2 separate regions of the Homo sapiens genome follow, and region 2 is linked to region 1. Evidence: chromatin loops called from intact Hi-C (ENCODE). Cell type or tissue: PC-9. All regions are shown on one strand. Each heading gives the region's core, and the rest is flanking DNA. Links, peaks and the distances in the headings are about the cores only. Region 1 overlaps FHOD3 (formin homology 2 domain containing 3). Region 2 overlaps FHOD3 (formin homology 2 domain containing 3).

What was found. Hi-C counts contacts between places; a loop is a spot of excess contacts. Peaks named below come from ENCODE experiments on the same cell type or tissue, not always from the same donor. Only the 100,000 strongest peaks of a DNase experiment are listed, where the experiment ranks them.
Region 2: a loop joins it to region 1, with 3 times the contacts of the local background. A loop is called at or near these places in 1 of 110 quality-filtered maps.

The regions. Positions count from the first base shown.
Region 1 is chr18:36,525,301-36,538,142 of GRCh38, forward strand. The region is part of intron 5 of FHOD3 (formin homology 2 domain containing 3); the gene reads left to right. Among named protein-coding and RNA genes, the nearest start is that of FHOD3, 230 kb to the left of the region's middle. In PC-9, for the core only: no CTCF peak of the experiment used is centred there; a DNase peak (open chromatin) is centred at 7,401.
Region 2 is chr18:36,433,546-36,449,401 of GRCh38, forward strand. The region is part of intron 3 of FHOD3 (formin homology 2 domain containing 3); the gene reads left to right. Among named protein-coding and RNA genes, the nearest start is that of FHOD3, 140 kb to the left of the region's middle. In PC-9, for the core only: no CTCF peak of the experiment used is centred there; no DNase peak of the experiment used is centred there; H3K27ac peaks cover 376 bases.

The DNA of each region.
Region 1 (12,842 bases), core at 5,062-10,061:
CTGACCTTGAAGAAGCAAGTTGCCATGAGTTCTACAGCTGCAAGGAAATGAATTCTGCCAACAACCACATGAGCTTGGAAGAGGACCCCAAGCCTCAGATCAGACCACAACTGACACCTTGATTGCAGCCTGGTGAGACACCCCCAGCAGAAGACCCAGTCGGGCCATGCCTGGATTTCTGCACCATGGAAACTGTGAGATGATAAATGTATGTTGTTTTAAGCTGCCAAGCAATTTGTTATACAGAGTTAGAAAATGAATATAGTTACATACAAAGAATCACAACACGAAGCCATCTGGACTTGCTAAATTTGGTACAGAATACTCTGACCTCAGAGGTCTTTTGTAGGGGAATCAGGGAAGATATCATGAGGGCAGCAACCTTTTACTGTCTTTCTGGGCTTCTTAGGCAACTACATGCCATCCATTCAAGCTGAATTCCCCTTGATCCCCTGCCTCTTCTTGCATGATCTTCTCACACGGTCTGTGCAGACCTCTCATGTGGGTCTCCCAACTGTTGACAATGTCCAGGACCACTGCAATAAAGGACTCTCTTCCACACACAAAAGAGTGACTAATGGAGAAGGCAATTTATAAGAAAATTTGGTGTTTCCTAATATGCCAGCATCATGAGAGAACATGGTAGCTTTATCAAGATTGGGCTGAGTTTTAGGAAAAGATGATCACTTGGGTGATCTTGGGATGATCTCACCTATGAAGACAAGCATGGGCACTGGGCCACCCTTGCTCTTCTTCAGAGATGCTCTTATCTCAGTGTTCTTTGCATCTCCTGTTTACTCATTGATTAATCCAGGAGATGATTTGCAGATGACTGCAGTGGGAGATCCAAGGGCTCGGCCAAGGCCCCTCGTCGTAAGGAACTTGGCAGTGGCTTAGCATAGGAGCCATCTAAGTAAAAGTGGATAGACACAAAAACACTGTATTTGTTAGGCATGGAATGAAAATCCTGAAATCATTCTTTTTTTCCCCCCTCAATTTTGTTTGCATCAGCATTATGTTTCTAAAGATGGTTGATAAATTTTAAGTAGTTCAATCCTGTATCATTTATTTCAAAGATAGTTATTCTTTGCTTAGTCACTCAAGATGTTTGCTTTTTCATAATTCAGCTTTTTTTTTTCTTTTGAGACTGAATCTTGCTCTGTTGCCCCAACTGGAGTGCAGTGGCACAATCTTTGCTCACTGCAACCTCCGCCTCCTGCGTTCCAGCGATTCTCCTGCCTCAGCCTCACCACCATGTCTGGCTAATTTTTATATTTATTTTATTAGAAATGGAGTTTCACCATGTTGGCCAGGCTGGTCTCAAACTCCTGACCTCAGGTAATCCACCTGCCTCAGCCTCCCGAAGTGCTGAGATTACAGATGTGAGCCACCATGCCTGGCCCATAATTCAGCTTTCTAAAAAATAGAATCAGCTTAATATATAGTGTTTCATGGGAATTTCATAAAACATGAAATGTGATACTTGAATCAAATACTCATTCTTGTGTAAGCAAACAGCAGCACAAAAGTATCTAGGCATTATCAGGCTTGAAAATAAAGGAGATATGTAACGTGGTGACTTTGTTTCTGAAATCATGTGGATTACAGATTCCCTCTATATCAGTCGAAGTCCTCACGTGAAAGGTGCTTGGAACCAAGAATAGCTGAACCTTTTGTAAATTACAGTTGAGATGTTAACCTTCTAGATGTATGAAGAAGAACAGTCAGTTTTCCCACCTTCTTGGACAAGCAGATATTCCCTGGAAGCTGCATCTGGAGGCTGTGGACCGGGGAACACTGGCCGGCTGGCTGTTCTTCTGATTCCTGGTGGAGGGGCCCTGGGAGGCTCATCCATCAGGAGCCCCTCTGACTACCTTCTCTGGAGCTGTGCCTGGTCAACTCGTGGGCAATGCTGTTGTAGTACTGCTCTTTAAAGCCGAGGGAGAGAAGCACATCATCATCTGAATCATCTGGTCTAAATTTGATTTTCTGACTAATCATGCAATGAGAAGAAGCATAATTTCTCTTAAGAAGGGATTTAATTAAAAAGCACCCTAAGTGCTTTGTGAGTGCTCTCCAATCTGCCGTATCATGAGAGATAGTAGCAGTGCATCCTGTCATCTAGCTGAATGGGCTCCTCGAATAACAAAACTGATTCTTCTCTCTTCACTTTTTGTCTTTGCGGTTGTATGACCGGGCAGCAAGACACTGCAGGGAGAAACGGTTTTGTATCGTTTCTTCTCCATGTGGGTGACAGCAGGTGTGGTGGGCACATAGGGCCACTGTTATCTGACAGCTTCTGGGTCTGAGACCCTGGGGTGCAATGGCTTCTCCTGAAAGTTGCCATGCTGAGCACCTTTGAGCTGCAGCATGTAGGCTGGCCATGGGGAGGTTCGTGAACCTGGCACATGGCAATGGAATTGACAAGATATACCACCAGTGTGGTAGAATACCCTCTATTCTGGATCTATATTTGGGTGGATTTATATTTGAGTGACATGGAATATCTATATTTGAGTGACATGGAATTGTCTGAATTTGCCATGCACTTGATCTCTGTGTATGTTGAGCCCTCCACCATCTCAGCTCACTGCAGGACTTTACCCTTTGTCCTACCCTTTCCATGACTCATCTCCTGGGCAGTCCTTCGTAAATACCCTCTCTGCATGTGACCTTCCCTCACAGAGTATCCATAACCATTTGCCCCTTGCCCTTCCCCCTGACTAGGTGGTGTTCTCCCTGAGGACCACACACTTACTTGCACCTGGATCCTCTGTTTCCTGCACAAGCAGGCACCTCTTACAGTGCCTGGTGCATGGCAGGCCCTTCAATAAAGGAATCAGCTGGGGATGGTTGTCCTGAAGGTGTAGGGGGAGAACAAACCTGTAGCACTAGGATAAGACAGAGAAGTCTTAGAATCAAAAGCTAGAAGGAAAGCCCCACAAGATAAGATCTTGAGCATAGCCAGAGGCTGTCTGTGCATGTGTGGATGATTAGATGGAACTTTGACATTCTTAGCTTGTCCCATCAAGGCTGCCATACTGTAAAACGGGACCTGAAATAGTTGGCCTGGCTCTGGGCATTTGGAATAGTTTGCTGGGAGCAGTGCTGATCAGAGAGCCCTGTGTTTCTCAGAAATAAAGCCTGTCTTTCTATGGCTCACCTTCTTTTTCCTATGTAAAGGGCACCATGCTGAGAGATCCGAAGGGCAATTTCATGATGTCCTTGTCCCTCGCTTCAAGGTGACAACCTGGATACATCTGAGCTGGTGTCCTGTGTCTCCTTATGGCTTTCCCTTTTGGCATCAGATAATGTAGTAAGTTCACCCCTGTGGCCCTCTGGATACTGGGCAATTTCATCTGCTTAAGGTTTACACAACGCCAGCGCCACACGCACAGCAAAATGCCACTGGCTTTGTTAATTAATCTTCTTATGGCATTAAAAGAAGAACATGGTTGTTAGATCATGCCTTGAAGATTTTGAGTGCTGAACGACGTTCGTTGTACAGCTCTGCCCTTTTAGAAAACGGGACCACTGCACACCACCTCACCTGTTCTCACACGGGCTTCTGTGCTGATAGTCCGTGCCACATCACTGTCCATCTCATTTCTCGCACACTCACTGCCCTGGGGGTGGGTTGGCATTAGCTGGACAGAATGTCACACAACACAGGTAGCTGCTCATGCTCTTGGGAGAGGATTCTGACCCCAAGCAGATATCACTATCATTTGCTACAAAGAGGGTTTCTGGAGGGCAGATGGCAGCATTTTCCCTTGGAGTTGTATAAATAGATGTAGCTGTTGGTGATGCATGTACTGGTTGTGGATATTGCCTCTGCAGATGTAGCTAAACGCCATCTTGTTTAACTTGAATATGCTTTTGATGGGGCATTCTTGTGGTGGTTCAGGAAATATGGCAGCGTTCAGGGACAGATGGGTGTAATTGCAAATTCCTTATCAGACTGATAGGGTTTGATGGTGATTTTGTCTGATGCTCTTCGTTTAGCTGCTGCTCGTGTTATACAGCAAGGCAGTGGCCAAGTCTCTTTCCAGTTTCTAGGTTAAGATTTGGGAACAGTCTCCTTGAGTAACTTCATATTTCCACAGAAGAGAGGCTTCATTGAATAAGTGCATCTTGCTGTCTGATTTTTTCTTTAATATGAAAACCTAAATGGGCATAGGGTTCTAGGGATTTTTTTTTATATATATGTTTTACAGATGTAAAAAGGTTAAGGTGGGCTGGGCACGGTGGCTCACGCCTGTAATCCTAGCACTTTGGGAGGCTGAGGCGGGTGGATCACTTGAGGTCAGGAGTTTGAGACCAGCCTGGCCAACATGGTGAAACCCTGTCTCTACTAAAAATGGTGGTGAGCGCCTGTAATCCCAGCTACTCGGGAGGCTGAGGCAAGAGAATCGCTTGAACCCAGGAGGCAGAGGTTGCAGTGAGCTGAGATCGCGCCACTGCACTCCAGCCTGGGTGAAAGAGTGAGACTCTGTCTCAAAAAATAAAAATAAAAATTAAAAAGGTTAAGGTGGTCTGAACCTTGAAAAGGCCACTTAATTTGGAGTAGAATCCCATCGTTCAGCATCGAAAGTCAGATCTCTGACAAGGTTCCCTGCCGGGCTTGGTAGCGACAGGCTCTGTGAGGGTTCCAGGAACACTGCTCAATGTTGAAAACCTTGCTTGAGAGGGACCAGCCTTCCAAGGTAGGGGGTTTGGTCATGGGGGGTGGGAACACATGAATCAGGCTTATGAACATGGGATACATTTACATTCGAGGTGGAAGACTATGTATACTCTCATCTGTTAATGACTTCCCTTATCAGTCGTGTTTGTAATGAAAATCATTTTGAAACATATCAGACTTAGAAAACGGTATAAAGAGTAATAAAGTGAATCCTTGTGCACCCACCACTCAGCTTAAAATAAGAAGCATGACCAGTACGTGATTTGGCCTTTCCTGACCACTGCTTAAACAATTAATAGCACCTTCTCCCCACCTGGCTTCTCCTTGCCTGATGCTTCTCTGTAGGGCTCAACATAGTCTGTCAGGCTATGTGTGTTACTTAATGGTGGTTTCTTTTCTCTCTACCCCCACTAGGGCAGGGGCATCATCTATTAAATTGAGTGTCCCTGCTGCCTAGAACAACACCTTGGCACAGAGGACTTGTGTTTGTGAGTGATTGTTGAGAGAATGAGTGAGTGTAATGATGTGAGATCCATCCATGCTGGTATCATGGCTCTCGCCTGTCCATTTTCACTGCTGGGTAGTATTCCGTTGTATGGATGTACTGCAATTATTTATTAGTTCTCTGGTTGGTCCACATTTAGGTAATATCCAGGTTTTTTGAGTTGCAGACAATGCCAGCATGCACATTCTTGTTGTATTTCCTTGTGCATCCATGTGATTTTCTCTAGGATTTACCTAGGGGTAGAATTGCTGGTCAAGGGGTTATTCATAATGTTCTCATAACATACTGTGTATTTTCCAGCCCGGGTTAGAACTGCTACTTCTGAACACAGGAGTCTTGCATTCATCCTGGGTTGCTTCTTAGTAGCTGGGGCTTTTGTTCTTAGTCTTGTTCTCCCTGAGGCCCCTGCGGTGAGTGACTGTGTGACTGAGATGACTGGAGACTTTGGGCTGGGAAAAGACTTTTCCTTGGCCTATTTCCACTGGTCCCCAAGGGTCTTGCCTCTGTGACCATGGTTGAATTAGTTCAGTGTCCAATGGCTGGCCTGGCTGGACACAGGATGTTAGAGCCAGAAGGTGCCTTAGAGGCCTCCTACTCTAACCTCATTTTGCACATAGGGAAATTGAGGTCTAGAGGGCTCTGGTGACTTGCTGGTGGTTTTGTGGCTGGACAGTGATCGAGCTGTAGATGTAACCCAGCCAGAGTGCTTTCTGCATCATGAACAGAAGGAAGACCCATCTGTGAAGGATGCAAGCAGTCACTGTCTCCATCTGTGCATCACTGGGCCTGCCACATGACCATGGCCCAGTGCCTGCAACCCACCCCTGCTCCCTCCCGAGGGATGCTCTTCTTTCCCCTTTGATAACCTTGGCTTTGCAGTTTGTCCCTTTGCTTTTTCTTTCAACTGTGCCCCTTATTTCAGCCCTCACAGTCACAGCCATTCCTGTCCAAAACACTCTAGTGGTTGAGACCCTTCCCCGATCCTGAGCTGCCCCTCCATGTTCTGCCTGCTGGCCCCATCTTGCCTCCCTTCCTAAATCACAGAAAAGCTCAACTGGGCTCATCTGGAGGGACAGAATGCCTCTGGGATGCATTTGCAGTACCTAAGATTACATGGACTCACTGATTTCAAAGGAGTCTGTTTGATACGAACAAACATTGCTTTAATGCCATATGGATACAGCAGAAGTCACAGGAACAGCTTATAGACTGAATAAGTCTGAAAAACTGTCTCCAAAGTGGAACTCTCTGGGACTGGCTCTTCCTCCAGCTCCTGTCCCACGTCTTCCGCTGTCTACAGCCTGCGGTCCTCTCGGAGGCAGGATGCTTGACACCAGAGCAGTTTGCCCACAGGCAGGCTGGCTCCTGCCTGGGCTATTCCTGTGCGTGTCACAGTCTCCCCAACTCTCTCCTGCCCTGCCCAGCCCAGCACCTCTGCATTCCCTTTATCCTTTTGCCGAGTCTTGTACTTTCTTTTGAAATATCTTTCATTTCCATTTCTTTCCCTCTGCTCTCCTGCCTGCCCTCAGCCTCACTGCTGGCCTGCTTCTGTTCTCTGCACAGCTGCCTCTGGAGAAAATCTCCCTGCGGCGTGGCTTTCATGCAGCCATTGGAGGAAAACCCTAAGTTCCTCCCAGGCCTCAAGTTGTACCTCTTAATGTTTATTCTCCATAACCGTAATTTGGAACATCAGCAAGGCTCTGTGATTTCTAGACTTGGAGTACACCAAGAAAGTATGGAGTATCTCTTTCTCAGTGAGTGTTCGGGGAACACAGGGCAGTGATTGCCACAATCCAGTCTTTAGTCTTGGTCTGTGTGTTTAGGAAACTCCAGGACCCATACGCTCCTCTTCCCTGGCCACTTCCCTCAAGTCTCACCCTCCCTGGAAGAGAGAAGGAAGAAAAGGGACATCCATAGTGGCTTCTGTGGCACCTGGGGGACAGGGGACCAGTGGAGGTGTCTTTGGGCTGTCATGCCCATAGGAAGAGCTGCTGTGGCTACTGGTACTTGTGCTCAGCCTGGCAGAGGGAGCTTCTGGTTTCCTTCCCCATCAGAAATATTTCTGAGTCTCCTGTCTACTCTACTCTTGGCAGGAGAATGGAAACCGAAGCTCTTCCAAGAACCCTCATGAGTCATCTCAGATCCTTCCCAACCCTCTTTGTGTGAAGAATCAGTAGTTACCACGTGTTGTTCCACAAATCCTGGGTTCCCTCGGAGACCCACCGGGTCCCACCCACACCTGGAAGCAGAGAAATCACCCTCTAACCTCAACCGCAGAACATCCAGTTTTACCTGTTTGAGATTTTGAGATTGCATGGAGAGTTCTTTTGGAAAAGGTTCCATTAAAACGTTTAAAGGCAAGAAACCATTGTTAGAGGAGATGAAATAGTGTCTCGTTGTGTCATTCAAGGCCCTTCCTAACGTGGTCTCTACCATGTCCATGTTTGATTGACTTGCTGTCCCCAGCGTGATGCCCCATTGGGTGGCCTGCCTGCCTGGGCTTCCCACAGTGGGAGGGGCTTTGTAAGGATCCAGGTGAAGCTGAGCCACTTGGCCCTCTGCACAATATTATGCTTCCTCGAGGCCACAGACATGGTGGGTCTACTGGAGCTTCAACACATGAAGGACCTTAGAACTTGAACTGGGCTGTTTATAGAAGATAGGCAGCCAGATGTTAGTGCTTGGAACTCAAAATTCTCAGAGGCACAGTTTCCTCATCTGCAAACCAGGCATGATGAAAGTATCCTCCTGATAGTTTGGTGTAGTGTTAAATAGATGAGCATGTGCGACGCATTTGGATGCATCGCGGCTTGTAGTGAGGGCTGTGGCAGTGTCTGCCCTACTACTAACACAGCTAGAAGGGACAGGGCTGGGACAGAGAAGGTTGTGCTGGCCAGGTCCTAGAGGCCTTCCTCTGCTATGTCCTGAGCGTGTGCTCTTCAAGGGGCATGCTGCTGAAGCAGCCCTTCTCCAAAAGTGCTTGTCCTCAAAGTGGATGGTGAGTTGTGGTGCTGTAGGTGGCATGGAATGGACTCAGAGGGGCCGGCTGCTGTTATATGCCCAGCTGCTCTTGAAAAGGTCTGAGGGCCTTTTTAATGGTCTCCCGATGAGCTTCGTAAGGATCAATGACTTTGATAACTGGGCAGGTGGGTGGAACTGCGGAATCTGGAGGCCTTCTGGGAAGACGACTTATGTCTTAGTTATTGGGGAAACCATGGCACAGCCTGCCCTGACCTCCAAGACCTGCTGACACATCAGGAGGTAAGAAAACCTGATGAAAGAGGCTCCCCGAGGTATGTTTGTAATTGTTTGAGGACAGGAGTAGGGAAGGAGAAAATGGAATAGTGGAATATGATGTCTAAAATGCCTTTGTGTTTTTGAGAAATATCTTCCCCATTAGAGTTAAGAATCAGAGTGTGCCAGGATTGCAGGGCAGTGTGAAGGCCATCTGGACTAACTTCCCATCCATGGCTCCTTCTCTCCCACACAAGTGGACCTCCTGCCTCCAATGATAAGAAGCTCACCGCCCTTAGAGTGGTGATGACCCATCCTGTTTGTGGACACTTCTGACCCACAAAAGTCCTTCCTTCCCAGAGTCCACATCATCCTAACTTCCTCTTCTTGGCCCTGAATGTGGGACGTGCAGCCAACTCTAATTCCTATTGCAGTGAAAGCCCTTCAGGTGCCTGAAAAAACTGATCACAGCCCTGCTGCTGCTTCTCCTATGTGGTTTAGGGGAGCATAAAACCACAGCTAAGTCAGGGGTGTGGTTTCCTTGCCTGCCTCTGGGTAATGCTGTGCTGTTGTTTCTAAAGAGTGAGAAAAGAAGACAGTGTCTCATGGCCAGCTGTGGTTGGGACAGGGTGAGTCTGAGAGGATGGGCTGATGAGGAGCAAGGGCTGTTCCTGCAGCTGGTCCTGAGAGGAACTGGTCCCCAACAAGGCTGACTGGCAGAGGTGGGACTATTTTCTTTTATTTTATTTATTTATTTTTTATTATTTTATTATTTTATTTTATTTTATTTTATTGTTTGAGATAGGGTCGCACTCTGTCGCCCAGGCTGGAGTGCAGTGTTGCGATCTCAGCTCACTGCAACTTCCACCTCCCGGGCTCAAGCAATCCTCCCAGAAGGTGGGATTTTATAAGGGTAGCTCGTTAAGCCCAGCATCTGCCTATGTAATTGCCTTCAGTTATTATTGTTGATCAGTACATTCAAAAGATGTAGAGGACTGAATCTGTTCTGCTTAGCTTGCCTTTCCCCTGTTTTACAAAGCGCTGCTGAACCAGGTGGCTCTGGAGGCACACTCCAGCAAAAGAGAAGCTTGTTTTCCTGGTGCTAACTTGCAAACTCCAGGTCTGGCTTTTACTCGGCTCTATAAATTTGCTGTGCTTAGAAGGCCATTCAAAACACTCAGGAACATCTGCCTAAGTTTACCCCACCATGGGGGCAGAGGCCCTACTGGGCCAGTCTGGGCCACTTTGATGTCTTTATAATGTTTTTCTTCTTCTTCTGTTTCTTGTTTTACTAACTTGTCCCGTTTGTTCCTTCAAACTCCATGCCACCCCATCCCAGGAAATACACATTTTCAGATTTAAAAATATTGCTGTTATCAACAAAAAAAGTAGCACTACCAAAACAGTGCTCCCTGAAGCATTGGGCTGTGAGCTTATATGCAAGGCTCCATGGCTTGGTCAGTTGCTTAGGTGAAATATATAGTTTTCACTCTCTAAGAGTGAAAATAGCATGCTCTAGACTGACAGTGTCATCCCAGATTGGAAGATCCAGAATGAGTCCTTAGACTGAGGTTCTTCACCCTGTCTGCCCCTGGAGCTGCAAGCCCATGCTGGTATCCCAAGGGCTGGGCAAAGCTTCCATCCCTTTCCCTGGTTCCTAGCGCTTCCCCTAACAGTCACTTCCTAGTTTCTTATGCGAGAAGTAAAGGGTGAAGCTCAGGTCTGAAGACTGGAAGGTCATCAGTAGTAAAAAGCTGGGCCACTGAGGGAAGCATTCAGCAGGAATCCTTTAATCAGGTCCAGTGTTAATTGATTTGCCTGAAGCCAGAAGCACTTTGGAGAGGAAGACCCATCCAACAGCAGAAAATCTGACTTGGAGTATACTTTAAAATAAATGTGTTATAGTTACCATGTAGGCACATTGAGTGCTGGCTTAGTTGTGCTTTAATGAACAATAATTAAATTACTTAAAATATTAAAATTAATATTTTATGTGATTGTTGTAACAGTATTTAATACTACTAAATATTTGTATTTAATAATTCAATAAATTTTTTTGCCAGTTTATTTATATTATTAACTTATGTTGGAGGTTAGCAAACTTTTCCTGTAGAGAGCCAAAAGGTGAATATTTTAGGCATTTTGGTCCAAGAGGCAAAACTGAGATTATTGAGTAGGTACTTCTATGATAAGAGAGAAAGAAAATTTGCAGATTTTTTAATTGACTAAATTCAAACTACAATAGTAATAATTGAGTACAATGTTTTTATAACTCAGATTTACCAATGATATGAATGAAATTTTGGTGGGAGAAAATAACATTTCACTTAATTGGGGTCCAAAGTTAGTGTTTTCTGTCATCAAATTGATTATAAATGTTTATCTGTAAAAACCCATTCTTAGCTCTCTGGCTGTGCAAAAACAAGTTATGAATCAGATTTGGCTTATGGGCTGTGGTTTACCAACCCTTGATTATGTTATACAAATTATACAAATGATTTGTTTAGAAAATTCATCCCTCCTCCCCATGGATGGGGCCAAGGTAACTGTCTGGTCTTATACAAATACAATTTCATCTCAATTTCACAGTCTCTTAGTATTTAGAACTTTGCGACACTTTGATTTTAAACCATTGCTCTGTGTATTTGAGTAATTTTATAAATAAGTCTTGGTGACTTCCTGTCATTAACAAAAATGGATTTAAGAAGTCAGCGCCCGCTGTGCCCATTTAGGAATCCTGTAGTTGGCTGTAGACAGGGGTCACATCGCTGTACTCTTTCTGCTCTGCACACAGCTCCCCTCTGCAGGTTTTCTGCATCTGAGCTCTGTGCTGGCTCTGCACATGTGCACATGCCCTTCCTTGATGCTGCAGCCACCTGCCAGAGAAGCTACCCTGAGCACAGAGGCTCCCCACTGAGGCAGAGTGGGCCTGAACAGCATCTGGTTAGGATCAAAGGAGGGAGGAGAGTAGGGAAGGGCTTGTTCCCACACTCCTGTCTGCTTTTTTTGCTGCATGGAGGCTTCCCATGGGGTGGCAGGCAGTGGCTGCATCATACCCAGCCAGTCGGGACACACTAATTCTGCTAGCATTCCTTGCCCCAATACAAATGCCCAAAGAATATTCCTTTTTTCCCCTTACTTCAGCTGAAATACTATAATTTTTCAAAAGGAAACTTCTCTAGAAGTGACAAGAAGGAAAGAAAAACAAAGGTAGAGAAAAATAAACTTATAGAATCAGTAGAGCTTGATGCAGATGTCCTAACCTGACTGAAATCTGATGTGATCTTGGTTTCCCTTAAGTCCAAGTTCTCTCATTTTCCTTTTGTTTTAAAGCCAAAGCTTTCACTTGCTTTGCTTGTCTGTTGCATCAGGCTTAGTGTGGATAGCTTCAGGTGTAGCTTCCAGGTAGTCAGTATGGCCTGTCTCCACTCCAAACAGGACACCAACTCCCTGACTCCCTGATAATTGTATTTTTACGCCAGGGTGAGAAGCCTATGAAGTCTTTGCAGACATCCTGTCACTCTGTTGCTGTTCGCCACATACTCCAGTTTTCCAGCTTTCTTAGCATTCCTATTTGTCACCATCATGTCAGACTGTTATTCTGGGATTTTCTACTACCATTTTTAGTCACTCCTTAATGGTTCTCCATGCTGTTCTCAGATGGGGAGCTGGGACTTTCATTCCTGTCTGGTGGTAAGGGCACCCCCCTTGCCCAGGAGCCAGTGGACACCACATGGGGAACCTGGACTTCTACTTCCACCTGGTGGTAATGGTTACCCTTTCTTCTCCTTGCTGGGTGGGTGTCAGAGAAAGCCAAGTAGGCACTGAGGGCCTTCACATCTGCTTGTTTGAAATAAGGCAAAGAAAATTACCAGAAACAGAGAAGGACATTACATAATGATGAAAAGTTCTGGCCACTTAAAAAGTAAAGCAATCCTAATATGCACCAAACAACAGAGCTGCAAAATACATGAAGCAAAAACTGATAGAACTGCAGAGAGAAATAACAAATCCATGGTTATAGCATAAGACTTTAACACTCTAAACAGTTGGTAGAATAATTAGAAAGAAAATCAGTAAGGATATAGTGTAAGTCAGTAACACCATTAACCAGGATCTAATCACCATCTACAGAACACTTCCCTCAGTAGCAGAGTCACACATTCTTTTAAAGGGCCCATGGAATATATACCAAGATAGACCATATACTGGGCTGTAAAAATAAACCTCAACAAATTTAAAATAACTAAACTCATGCAGAATGTGTTCTTCAACCACAAGAGAAACAAACTATAAATCAATACCAGAAAGATAAGAGGAAAGTCTCCAATCATTTGGAAACAAACAAACAAAACACCCTTCTAAATAATCCATGGGTCAAACAGGAAGTCTCCAGAGGGGAAAAAATATAGAATT
Region 2 (15,856 bases), core at 6,250-11,249, 91 kb before region 1:
TCTAGTGCAAGGCTACTCAGTGTGATCTATAAATCACTGCTGATTGGAGAACTGTACGTATCACAGCAAGATATGAACAGAAAGTGAGAGTAAGCATTTAGAAACATTTATAGTAATTTAATACTGTCGCAGTATCTAAGCCAGTGATGAATAAGCACATCTTTTTGACCAAAATATAGGACAGGTTGGGTATTGCTGGACTCATGTGATGAGTTACATATGGTGTGTGATCTGTGTGCTGGTCCTGTGTTTTAGAAATAGGTTAGAAGGTAGGATTTTATTTTTAATCAACCTTATTGAGGTATACTTTACATTCAGAAAAATGCACCCACTTTGACAATATGATGAGTTTAGACAAATGTATAGACCCATGTATCTACCACTACCACAATCGAGGTTTAGAACATGCTCATGTTTTCAAAAATTTCCTTGTACCCCTTCTCAATCACTCTAGGCCCTCTCCGCTCCCCACCTGTAGCTTCCAAGCCACTGGCGATTGCTGATAGGCTTCCTGATTAGATTAGATTAGATTTATCTTTTCTAGAGTTTCATATGAATGAACTTATTCACTGTGTACTCTTTTATGTTATATTATGTTTTATGTTTGCCTATCTGAAGATCACAAAGATTTTATCCTCTGTTTTCTGGTAGACATTTAATAGTTTCAGTTTTTCTATTTTGGTCTATAATCCAATTTGACTTAATTTTTATGGATGAGGTAAGATATGGATGTCTATTAATAGTCGTTCAAACACCATTTGTTGGAAATACTATCTTTTCCTGTTGATTTATATTGGCACGTAGGTTGAAAATCAGTTGACGGTGTATGTGTGGTTCTACGAATGGATTCCATATTCTGTTCTATTGCTCTGTGTGTTCATGCTTAGGCCGATGCTATACACTCTTGATTACCATTGTTGTATTGTACATTTTGAGATTAAGTAGTACAAGTCTTCAAATTCTTTGTCAAAATTATTTTGATTGTTCTATGCCCTTTGTATTTCTATATACATTTTAATAATCAGATTGTTGATTTTTTTTATTTAAAAAATCTGGGATTTTTATTGGGATTGCAGTGAAAGTGAATCTGTAGATCAATTTGCGGAGAACTGACATCTTAATAATATTGAGTCTTCTATTTATTCAGGTGTGTATCTTCATTTATTTGAGCTTTCTCAGTTTCTTCCTGCAAAGTTTTATAATTTTCAGGGTACAGGTCTTGCAAATACTTTGTTAAATTTATTCTTAGGTGTGTCATTTTTTGATGCTATTATAAATTTAAATTTCCAAATTTTATTGCTCATATATAGAAATAAAATTGATATTTTTATATTAACCTTATAGCCTGCAATTTTGCTAAACTTATTATTTCTAGTAGCTTTACTAAATAGATTTCCTAGGATTTTCTGTGTATGTAATCACATCATATGTAAATAAAGTCAGTAGCTTAATTTAATGCTTAATATTATTAGTTGAATATTATTTGGTCAATGTATATTAATTTATTTGTAACCTTAATTTACTGATGGTGAAGGGCAAAATAAATTTCACTGGACTTTTTTTTTTTTTTTCTGGTCAAGAAAAGACCCGTTTCCTTGAATAGGCAGTAGTGGGTTGTAAACTAAATGGTGAAAATGGAAGTCATTTCAAGAGCAAAATATTTTATATTAGTTATACCTGGAAGTATTCATATATTCATTTTTATAGCTATAATTAGCTAAATAAACTGCTAAAACCACTGTGTATGTTATTCTGTGAGAATTTAGTGCTAATGAAGGGAGAAGACCATCTGTATGTAAATAGTATTTACATGTAAAACAAATTATTGAAAACAAAAATAATTCTTTGAAAGAAAGAATCCAGTTAAAGAGCTGACTGATGCCAATGTTCACTATTTCATATATCAGCATTAGTACTTTGTGGGTTTCTCACTAAGTAACAGTTTGGTTTGCTAAGAATAAAAAGCCAATATTCAAATGATCAAGCCAGTAATGTAAGACTACATCAAAAATGTTTGTGTGGAAGTGTTGGGTAAATCTATGGCAAAGAAGATACCTCAGACATCGCTTTCCAATGATATATTCAGAAACTGGCTAATGATATAGAATGATATATGAAAAGCAACCCATAGAACAAATGGAGTCAGTAAGGAATTTTCATTACAGGTTAAAGAATGCACAGATTTGCTAAGTGGCAATTCTTCTAGTAAGTGTGTAATTTCATCATGTTGATATGATGGAAGAAGTCTTTTCAGCGTTATTACTGATAAACACAACTAGCTCTGAATGATATAAAACTGAAGAATTACATTTTCAACAAGAGTGGTCTGCAGTTTAAGTTTTGTACAGGATAGTGTGTTCTGACAGCATCATTGCAACGACAGAAAAATATTCTAGAGAAGCCCCATGGATTAAAGAGCTTTTAACAGAATGCAAATCAGTGCACTCCTTCCTTCACTGAGAAAGTCTGGGTATGAAAAAAATGTCATCCAAACTAAACAGTTTGCTTAGTGCTGATATAAGAATTGTAAAATATATACAGGCAAAGGTGTTAAAAATTATCCTTCCTTTTATATGCTAAAATGGAAGCTAATTATAAACTGATATTGCATGCTGAGGTATGACAGTTACCTATGGAAAAGTTCTGTGGAAAATAAACTGTGAAATAAGTTCTTAGCATTTCTTGAAGGCAAGGAACCAGCTTGTTCTCAATTCCTTAAAGATTGTTCTATGCCCTTTGTATTTCTATATACATTTTAATAATCAGATTGTTGATTTTTTTTATTTAAAAAATCTGGGATATTTATTGGGATTGCAGTGAAAGTGAATCTGTAGATCAAATGAATTAGACAACCAGATTTGCTTATTTGTTTGTTATCCGAGGTATTAAAACCCCCATGCACAAAGGAATGCAATACTTCTTTTTAATGGGATAAAAGATCAGTGGGCAGAAAAAAAGTTATCAGTTTCACAAGCACAGAAATTCTACAGATTGCTATGTTACGTCCCATGATTTAACTGCAGCGATTTGTGACGTAATGATCTTAATATTGCACATCTATGAAACATTGTCATCAAATACCTTATGAATTTAATCAAGCATTTTGAATTTTATTTTTTTACCAAAAATGATCTATGTTTAGGAAATGTATGGTAGTAGCTACTGATTTCAACCAAAGATAATTTAAATTTAGCCGTAACTGCACAGGATAAATTGTGGAACTGGCAGCTACTGAAAGATTCAAGGTGTGTTTTGATAATATAGCATTTGCTTTCATTTTGGATAAAAGTTGAAAATTAATGTTCTGAGCTTGCCAAAATTATGCTAAAACCTCTTTCCCTATTTTCATCAACATACCTCTGTGAGACTCCTTTCTGTCCTTAGGAGTGTTGCTAAAATGAAATACAGAAACAACTTAGACATATCTTAGCCCCTGCAAGTAGCTTGGTTTATCCAACCTAAAATAGATAAGTTAACAAGCAAAAGGTAAGCTAAGTTGTCCTATTAAAAACTTTGAATATTGGTATATGATGTTTTTTCTCATTGTATGAGTATTAGCTTTTTTGCTTTTTTGTTTTGTTTTGATTTTTTGAGACAGGGTCTCACTCTGTCACCAGGCTGGAGTGCAGTGGTGCCTTCTTGGCTCGCTGCATCCTTCGCCTCCTGGACTCAAGTGATCCTCCCACCCAAGCCTCCCAAGTAGCTAGGACTAGAGGGGTGGGCCACCACACTTGGCTAACTTTTGTATTTTTGTAGAGATGGGGTTTCACCATGCCTGGCCAAGTATTAGCTTTTTGCTTGTGCTACAACAAAACATGAGAATAATAGTGATCTTCTATATCGATTGGCCTATGCTTGCTTTTGTTATGTTTGTATTGTCTAATTCTTTCCTTTTTCTGCAAGTTATATATTTTCAGATTATATTTACTAAAATTCAATTTTGTGTATTGAGTCTAATGTTAAAATATTTGACATGTACTTATACATCCTTTTTTATTTCCTTTACTGGCAATTTATTTTTACTGTTTTTTACAAAAGCATTGGTCAGCAATGGACTTGAAATGTCCTTCCACACTAGTAGTTGGGAAGCACTGCATTGAGCTTCTGGTTTCTTTCTTTCTTTTTTTTTTTTTTTTTAAGACAGAGTCTTGCTCTGTCGCCAGGCTGGAGTGCAGTGGCACGATGTCGGCTCACTGCAACCTCTGACTCCCTGGTTCAAATGATTCTCCTGCCTCAGCCTCCTGAGTAGCTGGGATTACAGACACGTGCCACCACAGCCAGCTAATTTTTATATTTTTAGTAGAGATGGGATTTCACCATGTTGGCCAGGATGGTCTTGATCTCCTGACCTCGTGATCCATCTGCCTCAGCCTCCCAAAGTGCTGGGATTACAGGCATGAGCCACCGCGCCTGGCCGAGTTTTTGGTTTCTTTTTGGGAGTTTTATTTCAGTGGCATCCCCTGCACTGCCCTCCCACACACTCCTCCAGAGGCTGCCTGCAGGGGATGCCTCTGAATCTGTTCCAAGCAGTTTCCACAGCAAGGCTGTTAGGAACCTCCATGAAGACCTCAAATTGCTCCACAGAGAAAACTTGACAATAGAGGGTATTATCCAGAAATATTATTTATCTTAGTCTCAAGCTGGCTAGCATGGTGGTTGTTTTTAGAGACTACTTTTACCTTCACGCTGAGGAGCCAGCAGGCCCCTCAGCTCTCTGCATTTCTCCGCTGACTCTGCCAGCTGTGGAGTGTGCTTGCAGGTTACCTGCAACCTCCTCCTTGCCAAATGCAGGGAGCTTTTTCTTGCTGTGTTCTCCCCTTCTCTTGGGCACTGGAGGGCATTCACCATCAGTCGTTTAAAAACTTCCCTCTCCCACCGGCTCCCCTGCTTTCTCCCTCTCTCTTTCTGGCAGCTTCTCTGGCTGTGGCTTCAGTAGCCCTTCTGCCCAGATCCCTGGCCCTCCCCTCCTGCCTGTACTTCTGTCAGTCCATGGGATGTCAAATCTAGCAGCCCCTCAAACTCAGCATGACCACTGTTATGTGTGTCTGTTGTCAGCAAAACCTGTGGGCAGTCACCCGACCCAGAGGCCTGGCCATCTCCCTTCCCCACATATTGCTCAGGTATGGAGGCCTGTACCTGGTGTCTGCTGCCCCAGTGCTCTCCGTCCATGCCCTGCCTCGGCTCAGGCCCTCTCACTCTCCTCTGCACCACTGTAAGACACTGCTCTTCATCCTGTCTTCAGGCTCACTCCTCTAGCTCATCTTCCACATTGGCACTTGAGTTTTCACTCAGAAAACCAGTTCTGATCCTGGACTGACATCCGTGTGGCCTCAGGGTGAGGCCTAGACACTTTGCAGCCTGTCCTGAACAACTGGGCTCATCTGGGATGACTCTGTCTACCTCGCACCCAAAGTTGTGCTGAACACAGGCAGTTGCAGACACAAGCCATTTAGGAAGGCAACAAAACAAAATTAATCTACTAGCATCTCATGGAAACTCTGGACGAGAAAGAATGTGAAAGCTTCTAGCTAGCAGGAGATGCTAAATGGGAAAAAAAACAGTACAGCATCTTATTACTGAAAGAAGTTATGAAAAAGGCCCTTGATTTTTATTGAATGCTCCTTCATTGTTGTAGTTAATATATAGTTTTCTAAAAAGACTTTCAAAGTTCTATCCCCAACCCTATGGTTTCTTTCCCAAAAAATCTTAAGCTTTTCAGCCATGTATTTTTTCTCCATGGGGCTGTAGAAAGGCAGCTGTATTACTTGCCAACCTGGCTTTCGCTTGCAGAGGACCCTCCAGGTATGTTGTCAGAACTTTGGCTCTGCCCCAGGATTTAGCAGAGGAGTCAATGACTATTTGGGTAATGAATAAATGAATCCTCCCACACTCTAGGACTAAATCAGCACTTGTCAAATCTGAATGTGCATGTGACTGTATTAGTCAGGGCTCTCTGGAGAAACAAAACCAATAGAATGTGTGTGTGTGTGTGTGTGTGTGTGTGTGTGTGTGTGTGTGTGTGTATGTATGTAGTTACATAAGAGGAGACTTTTTATGTGATTATGAAGCCCAAGAAGTCTCATGATCTGCTGTCTGCAAGCTGGAGACTCAGGAAAGCCAGTGGTGTCATTGAGTTTGATGGCCAAGAACCAGGGGAGTGGGCAGTGTAACCTCTCAGTATGAGGCCATAAGCCTGAGAACCTGGGAGGTAGCTGGTGTTAAGTCCTAGAGTCCAAAGGCCTGAGAACCTGAAGCTCTGATATCCTAGTGCAGGAAAAGATGGATGTTCCAGCAGAGAAAGCATTTGCCCTCTTCGATTCTTTTGTTCTATGTGGTCCCTCAATGGATTAGATGATGCCCTCCCCATCCCCACAATGGTGAGGGGGCTCTTCTTTACTCAGTCTACAGATTTAAATGTGAATCGTTTCTAGAAATGCCCTCACAGACACACCCAGAAATAATGTCTTACTAGCTGTCTGGGTATCCCTTAGCCCAGTCAAGTTGACACTTAACCTCCACCATCTTAGTGACTCTTCTAGGGATCCTGTTAAAATGTAGGTGATGTTTTAGTAGGTCTGTACCGGTAGGACCAAGGTTCTTTGTTTCGAATAAGCTCCCAAGTGATGCTGATGCTGCTGGTCCAGGGACCATCCTTTGAATAGCTAAGGAATAAACTACCCAAAAAACAAGGGGAGCACTCAAGCTCGGGCAGCCATCCAATGAGCACCGGCCCAGCTGTCATCTTCTGCAGCAGAAGCAGGCGCAGGGCACTTCAGGAAGCCTTTCCACATCCGCCTGGGGAGAGCCTTCTCTTCCTGACAGAGGATGTGGCTGCTGATCTCCCACTCCCCTTCCTTATTTGAGGAGCTCCTTGAAAGGGCCACACGTCGGGGAGGGAAAGGGCGTGGGGCACTGTCCCAGCTGGACGCGCTGCCCGCCTCCTCTGAGTCTGCGTTGGTCAAATGAAGGGGCTCCTCCGGGCCTCCACGGCCCTCCCACTGCTCATATTCTGCCACCTGTGCCTGCTCCTCTGACCACCAAGCCCCCAAGGGCCACCAGTGCTGCTCCAGGACTCTGAAGATTATCTTGAGGCAGGAGTGGTGGAGGCCAAGCTTTGAAATTTTTCTTAATGAACCTAAGCACCTTTATGGTAGAAAAAACCCAATACATAATAAACTCTATTAATATCTCCCCACATAATCAACATAGTTCACATGCTTGTCATTTTTAAATGGCTCAGTAGTCGCATTCCCTTAGCTTGCCTGGATAGGCCATGTGTAGCCATTCCTCTGAGGCTGGGCACTTGGCCCATCTCTATTTTTTTTCCTCTTGTATTTTAAATGGTGGGGCTGTGACTATCTGCTGAGATTATCTCCACCCGCCACCCTCCTGCCCTGCTATTGCCTTGGATAAGCTTTTGCAATTGGCAGGGCACCCAGTTACATGGTCTTAGAGCATGCTATACTTTTTGCTTTTTTATAATATTTTCCCCAATTGCATGGTTGTGTGTGTAAGGTCATTCTCTCTTATAGATTCCTCAGTTCCAGGAGGATAGTCTCTTCCTTTCTCTCTTTGTCTTTGCAACATTCTTCGCAGCTAGAATATTGCCCAGCAAGCAGGAGCTCAGTAAAAATGGGTGAGGTGAGCAGGTATATGCCCCAGAGCTGGATGTTGAGGTGTGCTTCCCACAGGCTGCACCTGCCCACCAATGCGAGGTGAGGACCTGCATGAGCCAGGCATTGTCAGACCCTGGGCAAATTCAGAAGGGTGGGCATGAACCCTGCTTTCTGAGGAGAAAGGGGTGGTCAGTGGCCAATTCTACTTTAATGTGGTAAGTGCCAGAAAATGTGGAAGCTCAGAGTTGTACGGGAACATAGAGGATGAGGACGAGGCTGAAGCTGGAGTCTACAGGAAGTGTGACTGGAGACAGGGAGGCCAGAATTGGGTCCAGAAGGCTTCAGGAGGTTTTCTAGGAGGCCTGCTGCAGACTGCTGGACGTCTCTGTGGCTGTTGTAGTGGGCAGAGTCCCTGCTGGCAGAATTCTTAGCTTTGTGTCTGCTGGTAGGCTCCTTCTTATTTTTAAGCTTATGATAGAGATGATATGCTGGGAAACCACATGTTACAGGGAAGCTTCGCACAAACAGCTGTGCTGTGTAATTGCCGTGATGCTCCTTAATTATAGACATCACAGCCAAGTGCCATCTCTTCATCACATTTTAGACGCAGTGCCTGCCCCGTGGAACAAAATGTACCTCCTCATGGAATCGTGGACTCACTGAATTTGGTTGGTAGTGCTAGAAGGAACCTTGCTCAAGTTACAGTGACACGTTGCATGATTTTTTTAAAAAGCCCCAAAAACAAAATTAGAAAAGTCAAGTCAAATTATGCTAAGTTAGGATTTCTGACTTTAGTTCATGAAAGTCCGTGAATAAAGCTTTGGAATAGAATAATAAATTACTGATTACAGACTGTTTCCTCTATGAGTCATAGTGAGAGAGTGTTATTATTTTTCACAATTTAGAAGTGTCATTGCCAAAGACTGGAATACTTAGGAACTTCCAGACACTGGACATTCCATGTGTTCTGAGAATGCCCCCTCCCTGCTCCCCTTCTCCCAGATTCCCTTTCCCCATTGCTCTGTTTCATGTAATGTGTTTGCAAGGTTGTGGCTCAAACTTCCTTTAAGTATGTGGCATTCTTTGAGCTGAAAATAGCCTATGGAGGCTAGCAGTTGATTTTTTTTTCCTTTCAAGGTATATTCTTGATAATGTTTATCATACAGAAGATAAGATAATTTCCATATTTAGCTCAAAACTAGTGGATTTTATTCCTTAGCTCTTCATAAATAGGTATTTTCTCTGAGACTTAAAAAAATTATTAAAAATACTGGCCTTTAAGATATTGGCATTTGGACTTCTCAGGATTGACACACACATTTTTCCTATTATCTATGTTTCATTATATTGTTGCACAGAAAAATACAGGCAAATTTTTAAGCAATGAGGATTTAGTGGAATCATTTTATTTTTTAAGTTTATTTTTATATTTTAGCTTTTCATTTGAGGTAATTGCAGAGCTCCCCAAAAAGTTGCAAAAATAATATGTAGATTTCCTTATACCCTTCACTCAGTTTCCCCAAATGTTCACATCTTTTAAACCATAGTACAAGCAGTAAAGTCAAGACATTAACATTGATGCATTTCCATTAACTATTCTAGAGACTTTATTCAAATTTTGTCCACTGTCTCACTAATGCCCTTTTTCCTATTCCAAGGTCCAGTTCAGTATCCAATCCAGGATCACACATTTTGTTTCAGTTGTCACGTCTCCCTAGTCTCTGGTTTGTGGCAGTTCCTCAGTCTTTTTATTTCATGACCTTGACTCATATGAAGAATACCTGCTAATTATTTTGTAGAATGGCCCTCAAGCTTGGTTTGTTTGATGTTTCCTTGTGATTGATTTCAAGTTATACATTTTTGACAAAATGCCACAGAATTGTCATGCCCTTCTCAGTTCATTGTATATGGAGGTACGTGTTGCCAATGTTTCTCATTACCGCTGATGATAACTTTGATTACTTGGGGTAGTGGTTTCTCCACTAAGAAATTACTGTTTTTCCCTTTGTAATCAATAAGATACTCTGAAATTATGTAAACATCCTGCTCATCATGCTTTTACAACCCTTAATAATTCTTGCCTGTGACGATCATTACTGTAGTGTTTGCCAAATGGTAATTTTCTGTTTCTGTGATTCCATCTGTACTTATTAATTAGAATTCTACTGTAAGGAAGAGCTTCTCATCTCTATTTATTTGTATCAGTATGAACTCATGGATATTTGTTTTATTCTATGGATTATAACCCAGTATTATCATCACTTATTTTGTTGCTCAAATTGTTCCAGATTTGACCATTGGTAGATCTTTAAAGTTGATTCTTGTGTCACTTAAACATTCCCTCATCACATTTTTTGAATGTTCATATTTTCTGGCATCTCAAGAAGTTTCATGCTTATTTTGTATTTTCTCTGCCCAATCCTGAAATCAGCCATTTCTCTAAGGAGCCATGTTTCCTTTTAATGGAGAACGGTGTTTAGAAACCAAGATCTTGAAGGCTGGATGTGCTCATTGATACTGGGGTGTTGCTGGTTTTATACCTCCTGAGATCACGGAGCTAGGAAATACAGCTATATACAAATATATGCATATTTACTTTCCTGTCTCTATTAACAACACTGAGTTTGTACTGATGTGACCTATTTTAATCTGACCCCACAGACCTTAGTCTAGTCTTTCCCTTTTATTTGTAGCTCCTCTCTTCATCAATAAGAAACTCAGCTTCCATTAGCCACAATGTTTGTTTATTCAGTCTTCAAATACATATATTTTCAGAATTGTTAACCTATGTGTCTGTAGAAAAAACTCCCAAGGCAGGCAGATCACGAGGTCAGGAGATTGAGACCATGGTGAAACCCCGTCTCTACTAAAAATACAAAAAATTAGCCGGGGGCAGTGGCGGGCGCCTGTAGTCCCAGCTGTTCAGGAGGCTGAGGCAGGAGAATGGCGTGAACCCGGGAGGTGGAGCTTGCAGTGAGCCGAGATCATGCCCCTGCCCTCCAGCATGGGCGACAGAGTGAGACTCCGTCTCAAAAAAAAAAAAAAAAAAAAGAATTGTAAATTTTTTTCAAATCTGAGCCTTCCAGTATCTAGCCAAGATGTTTTTCAGAGTTACTTAAGTTCTCTTTCTTTCCTGCCCCCTTCAGTGTGGTTATATTATTTATTTGTAATACAGTTAGATTCACAAAATGGAGTATGTTACTTCTCATACTCCATTTTGGGTTCTCCTCATATCCTGGTTGATTTTAATTGTTTATTTTTTGAATATGTGAGAAGCATAAGCATGGTTTTAGAAATCAGAATTACACAAAGAGGCAGACCAGAGAAGTGTGAATTACTCCTCACCCCACTATCCTGTTCTCATTCCCCGCTTCTTTCTTTCTCCCCCTCTTCTTTCCTTTCTTGTTTCCACTCATCCTCTATAGATAACTAGTCTCCTTTCTGGTTTATCATTCTGTTATTTCTTATTGCACAAATGAGCAGATATGTGGATATTTTCTCATTGCCTTTTTTAACACAAAGGGTAGCATGCTATAGATTTTTTTTTCATTTTCCTTTTTTAAACTTTAACATCCCGGAAATCACTTCATATAAGTTCAGAGAGATATTTTTTATTCTATTTATGACATCTGCATCATATTCCATCATGCAGATGTATTATAGTTTATTCAACAACTCTCCTATGTAATGACATGTAGGCTTTTAATATTTTGCAATTACAAACAATGCTGCAAAATGAATAGCCTCATGCATGTGTATTTTCACGTTGTTGGAGGTATATTGTCAGGGTAAATTTCTATAACTAAAAGATAAGTCAAAAGATAAAGTACCCATGTAGTTTAGATGTTTCCAAATTTCCTTCCAAAAGATTGTAGTAAGGTAATCTGAAGAAGACAGGCTGTGATCTATGTATGTCCAGGTAGAGGGCATGACAACAGTTAGTGGTTGTAGAGATGGGCATGGGTGGCTCTGTTGGAAGGTGGGGGACTTCACTTACTGCTTTTTCCTCCTGCTGTCTTCTAAAGGCATCAGCACAGTAGAGCAGAAAGAGAATAGGCTTTGAGGCCAGTTCAGGACTTAGATAGTTAATCCATACCTTTCCAGGCTCTCTAGGGGACATATGAGCTGCTGCTTGTGGTGGTAAATTCAGTGATCTCTTCTGTTAGGAAAAGAACATGAGCTGGTGATGAGGTGTGGGCTAAAAACTTCTGGGTTTTAGGCCTGCCTTTGAGTTTTGGCAGTATGATTCTTAAGCAGGCATTTTATTTAACCTCCCTGAAAAATAAGAATAATAAATTCTAATGTATGGAAAGTACTTTTCATGGTGTTTGGCGGGGTCGATGTGGTTGGACTGAGGAGTAAACAAATTGTAAATGGAGTGGTACCCTGTGAAAGTTATTTCCCTTCTCTACTCCCTAATTCTGTTCAATTTATTTGAAGTAGGAAGAGATATTCTAAATCATTCCATTGACCATGAGGCAGTGTTTAAAATTCCTATAAAAATGAGCTTTGCTTTACCTCAATATTTGATGGACTGGCTAAGGGTAGGATTATGAAGGTTTGGGCCTCTGTCTCATCTTGGGTTTTTCTTTCCATTCGAGGTTGCCCCATTGGTGGGTTCCAGAAATCATGGGCATGTCCAGGTAGTTGCAGCGAGGCTCCCTCGCTGCGGTCAGCCACAGCCATCAGGGTTATAGTTTCCTGGATCTTTACCATAAGTAAGGTTGAAGCGGAAGTTGCCATTTTCTTCTAAATAAATTCATTGAGAAACCTTGATCCTACTCCAGGATTCTCCAGGGTTTTTTGTTGCATCCAAATCAGTAGGGCTTCCCTCCAGGTCTCCGTTGATGAATGGATTCCCTGGCCCCTGTCCTGGGTTAGGCTTTGGAGACAGGAACTTGTTGCCAGGACAGCAGATAGAAAAGGATTTAAGGTCACCTGAGAAATAGTCCACAATTAATTGTGCTGTGAATACAGGGCTCTTCCCCAAGGAGCGAGCAAGTGTTTGAAAACCAGACCTCGTGGTAGGCTGTGGTCCTCCACGGCTGGCGCTCAGGGATGCTGAGCACTGGCAATCTGGCCTTCCTCAGTGCATAAGGGCCCTGGGGGCTCTCAGAATGACAGGTCATCATTAGTCGCGGTGAAATCACCAGCAACGTGAGGAGCCAGCCACGGAGTCAGGCTGGCTTTTAACTGCTTTAGATCTATGTATTAATTTCTCCTACTCAGCAGCCCAAGCCTCTGCGGACTTTTTTTTTTTTTTTGCTTTTCCAGTGCGCTGTCTCGTCAGCATTGGAGACTGCTCCCAGAGAGGTCAGGCCTAATTCCTCATTGGCAAGTTTTGCCACACTTTAATCCACATGTCCCAGATTGAACCCTTTTTGAATGGAAAGGCTTTGCAAGTCAGTAAGGGTCTGCAAGTAAGTAGAGAGAATTGCGGGAGGAGCTGCAGCTGGGGAGGTCATGGAATCACATCCTGTCCAAGGTTGGTCCTGGAGGAAATTTGCCTGGTTTGCACTGGCCAGTTCATACGCAAACTTGGCTCGTGTTCTTGTTATCCCTCACCCCCACCTGCCCCCAGTGCTCCCTGAGCCCTTAGTGCAAATCAGTGCTTTAATAGTTGTTAAATGTACGCATCTCTCTCCAGTAGAATGAGTTATTGAAAGGTGGTCTGTCTTACTCATCTATTTATCTAGTGTCTGGCCTTTAATCTCCTTCACTAAAAACTTCTAAAATGAATAAGAGGAGGGCTGACTGGGGTAGCAGTGGGGAGGGGAAAGGCCACCCTGCATGTCCCTTGCTGGGGAGGTTGAGGGTGAGGCCAACAGCCCTTGGATTTTTGCCTAGGACCTGCTGTGATCACTTGAAAGATGCTTGCAAATGGCACCTCGGCAACTCCTTTTCTTCTGGATTTGAGATAGATCTTATATCAAACACCAAGGTGTCTTTAGAATCCAGAGACAAGGGGTGCAGTATTCCTCAAACCACAACCTCCAGGAAGAGTTGAGGGAGGGCCCTAACTGCCTGCCTCTGTATCTGTGATTACTGTAAATGCAGTATCTCATTCTCCAGGCCTTTGTGTAAAAATGATGTTCTGGAGGGACCACATTAACTCTGTAGGTCAACCTCGTGTCACTGCAAATCCCCTGGGATATGAGTATGTGTTTGAGGGACCCAGGCCAGAGGATCTCTCAGGATGACTTTGTGCTTGATTTGGGGACATGACGTGTGATTGGGCCCTGGCATGTGACAGTACTGTCTGGGCATCATCAGCTTGACTTTGCCTAATTGGTTGGGTTTTGTTTTTCCTGCCTGAGCTGGTTTTGTTTTGTTTGTTTGTTTTTTCCCCCAATAGGGTGGCAAGGCTGGTGTTGACTGTACCGAAGAACTTTGTGTGGTGTGGACCATGGGTTTCTCTTCACCTTAAGCACAGCTATCAAAAGGGCTGGGGGAGATTGGAGGCTCCAGCCTCAGGAAGTACCCCAAATCAGACAAGAGCTAGTCAGTGCCCCAAAATGGCAATTGCAACATTATTTCTAATGAAAATCTGAAAGCAACCGTAATGTTTAACTGCAACAGGTTAAGTTTAAGTACATTATCAACTTCATGGAATATCATGTAATTGTTAACATTAATAGTGTAGCGACCTGGAAAAGGGCTGTTAAGGTAAATAAAAGCAGGTTTCAAAATTGCCTTATAAGCACATTAAAATGCATATGAACAGGAAACTGGTTACTTTACTTTTCACTGAGGAGGGCAGTCAGGCAGCTGGAGGGACCAGGAGACAGGAGGACTGGGGAGAGAACATTGTGTAGACTTTTGTGCCTTTGGACTTTTGAACAATGTGAATTGAAGGTATTTCCTTTTCAAAAATAAATAACAAAAAGATGAAACAAATGTATAAAAATTGAAAGGAAATACAACAAAAGGATAATGGTGGTATTAGATGGTGCCATGAAGAATATTTTCATTTCACTCTAAGCTTCTTATAATAGGAAGAAGGAATTGGTAGTATTTTGAATTTAAAAGGCAAGTGTGAGTACACTTGTGATAGGAAGACTCTCCCTGAAATTACTAAAATGTTAAGGAAACTAGACAGAGTCCACTCTGTATTTTCTGTGTAGGTTCATAAAGGGTAGGGTAGAAGCCATCCCAGAGATTGCCCAAAACAATGGATGTGTAACTGTCATTTCTTTGGGACTTTGCATTGTATTTTTAAAATTTGTTTCAGGGTCACACATTTATTTTAACAATCAAGCCCTATTCTGCAGGCCCCCACCAGCCCTGCCCTGCCCTGCTCTTCTCTCTGTGGACCTGCCTCCATGCAGCTGGCCAGGCAGTGGACAGTGGTGGGTTGCATCTCTCCCACATGACTCTCTGGGGCCAGGCTGACTTGGCTTCCCAAGCATTTTATACACAAGGCTCCCCGCCTCCCTCTGTGTGAGGGAGGGTTTTGTTTGGACAGCCTTTTCCCCTGGGGCCCAGAATGGGGGACAGGACCTCAAATTACTCTTCCTCCTTCTGCTTCTTGCTGGGCCAGTGAGGGTCCAGTTGTGTGGGACAACTCAGGATGGGAGCCTGCTGAGATGCTGAAAAGGAGCCTGGGCCTCTGGCTGTCCCTGGGGGGCCACCCACAGCTGGTCTTGCGGTTGAGAAATTTGTCCTTTTGGCCTTTCCTTGCTGTGCCTCTGTGTCTCCTCTGGGGACTTCTCTCCTTGCACTCTCTTGTGACCAAACATGCAGCCTCTGTCCTCCTTTATTCAACCCAGAGCCCCCCAGTTACCCTTTCCTCCCCCTCCCTACTTTCCTTTTCAGGACAGCCATTTCTCGGTGTCCCCTTTATCTGGGGAGTGATAGAAAGGACTCTTTTACCCTGATGCTTCACAATGGTATTTGCATTTGAAAGATGCTTGAAAAATACATGGTTTTAACCAAAGCAGTTAATCCCTAATAGTAGAGCTTCAGGTTGCACAGCAAGGACAGGATGGAGCTATTTGGGGGCACTGTATGCCTGTCAGTGGCTCTCAAATCACACCACCTTAGAAGCTGCCTATACTTTCTGTGTTTAAAGGCAATTCTGGTTTGACTACTAGATAATTGAAATGGTACATATATGTTTTAAATATTTGTTATTCTTATGAAGTAAAACATAGGGAAGGCACAAAATATTAAGTATATGGCTTGAATAATTCTGAGCATCATTCTAATTTTGTTACATTTCCTTGGCATCCATGCTGCAT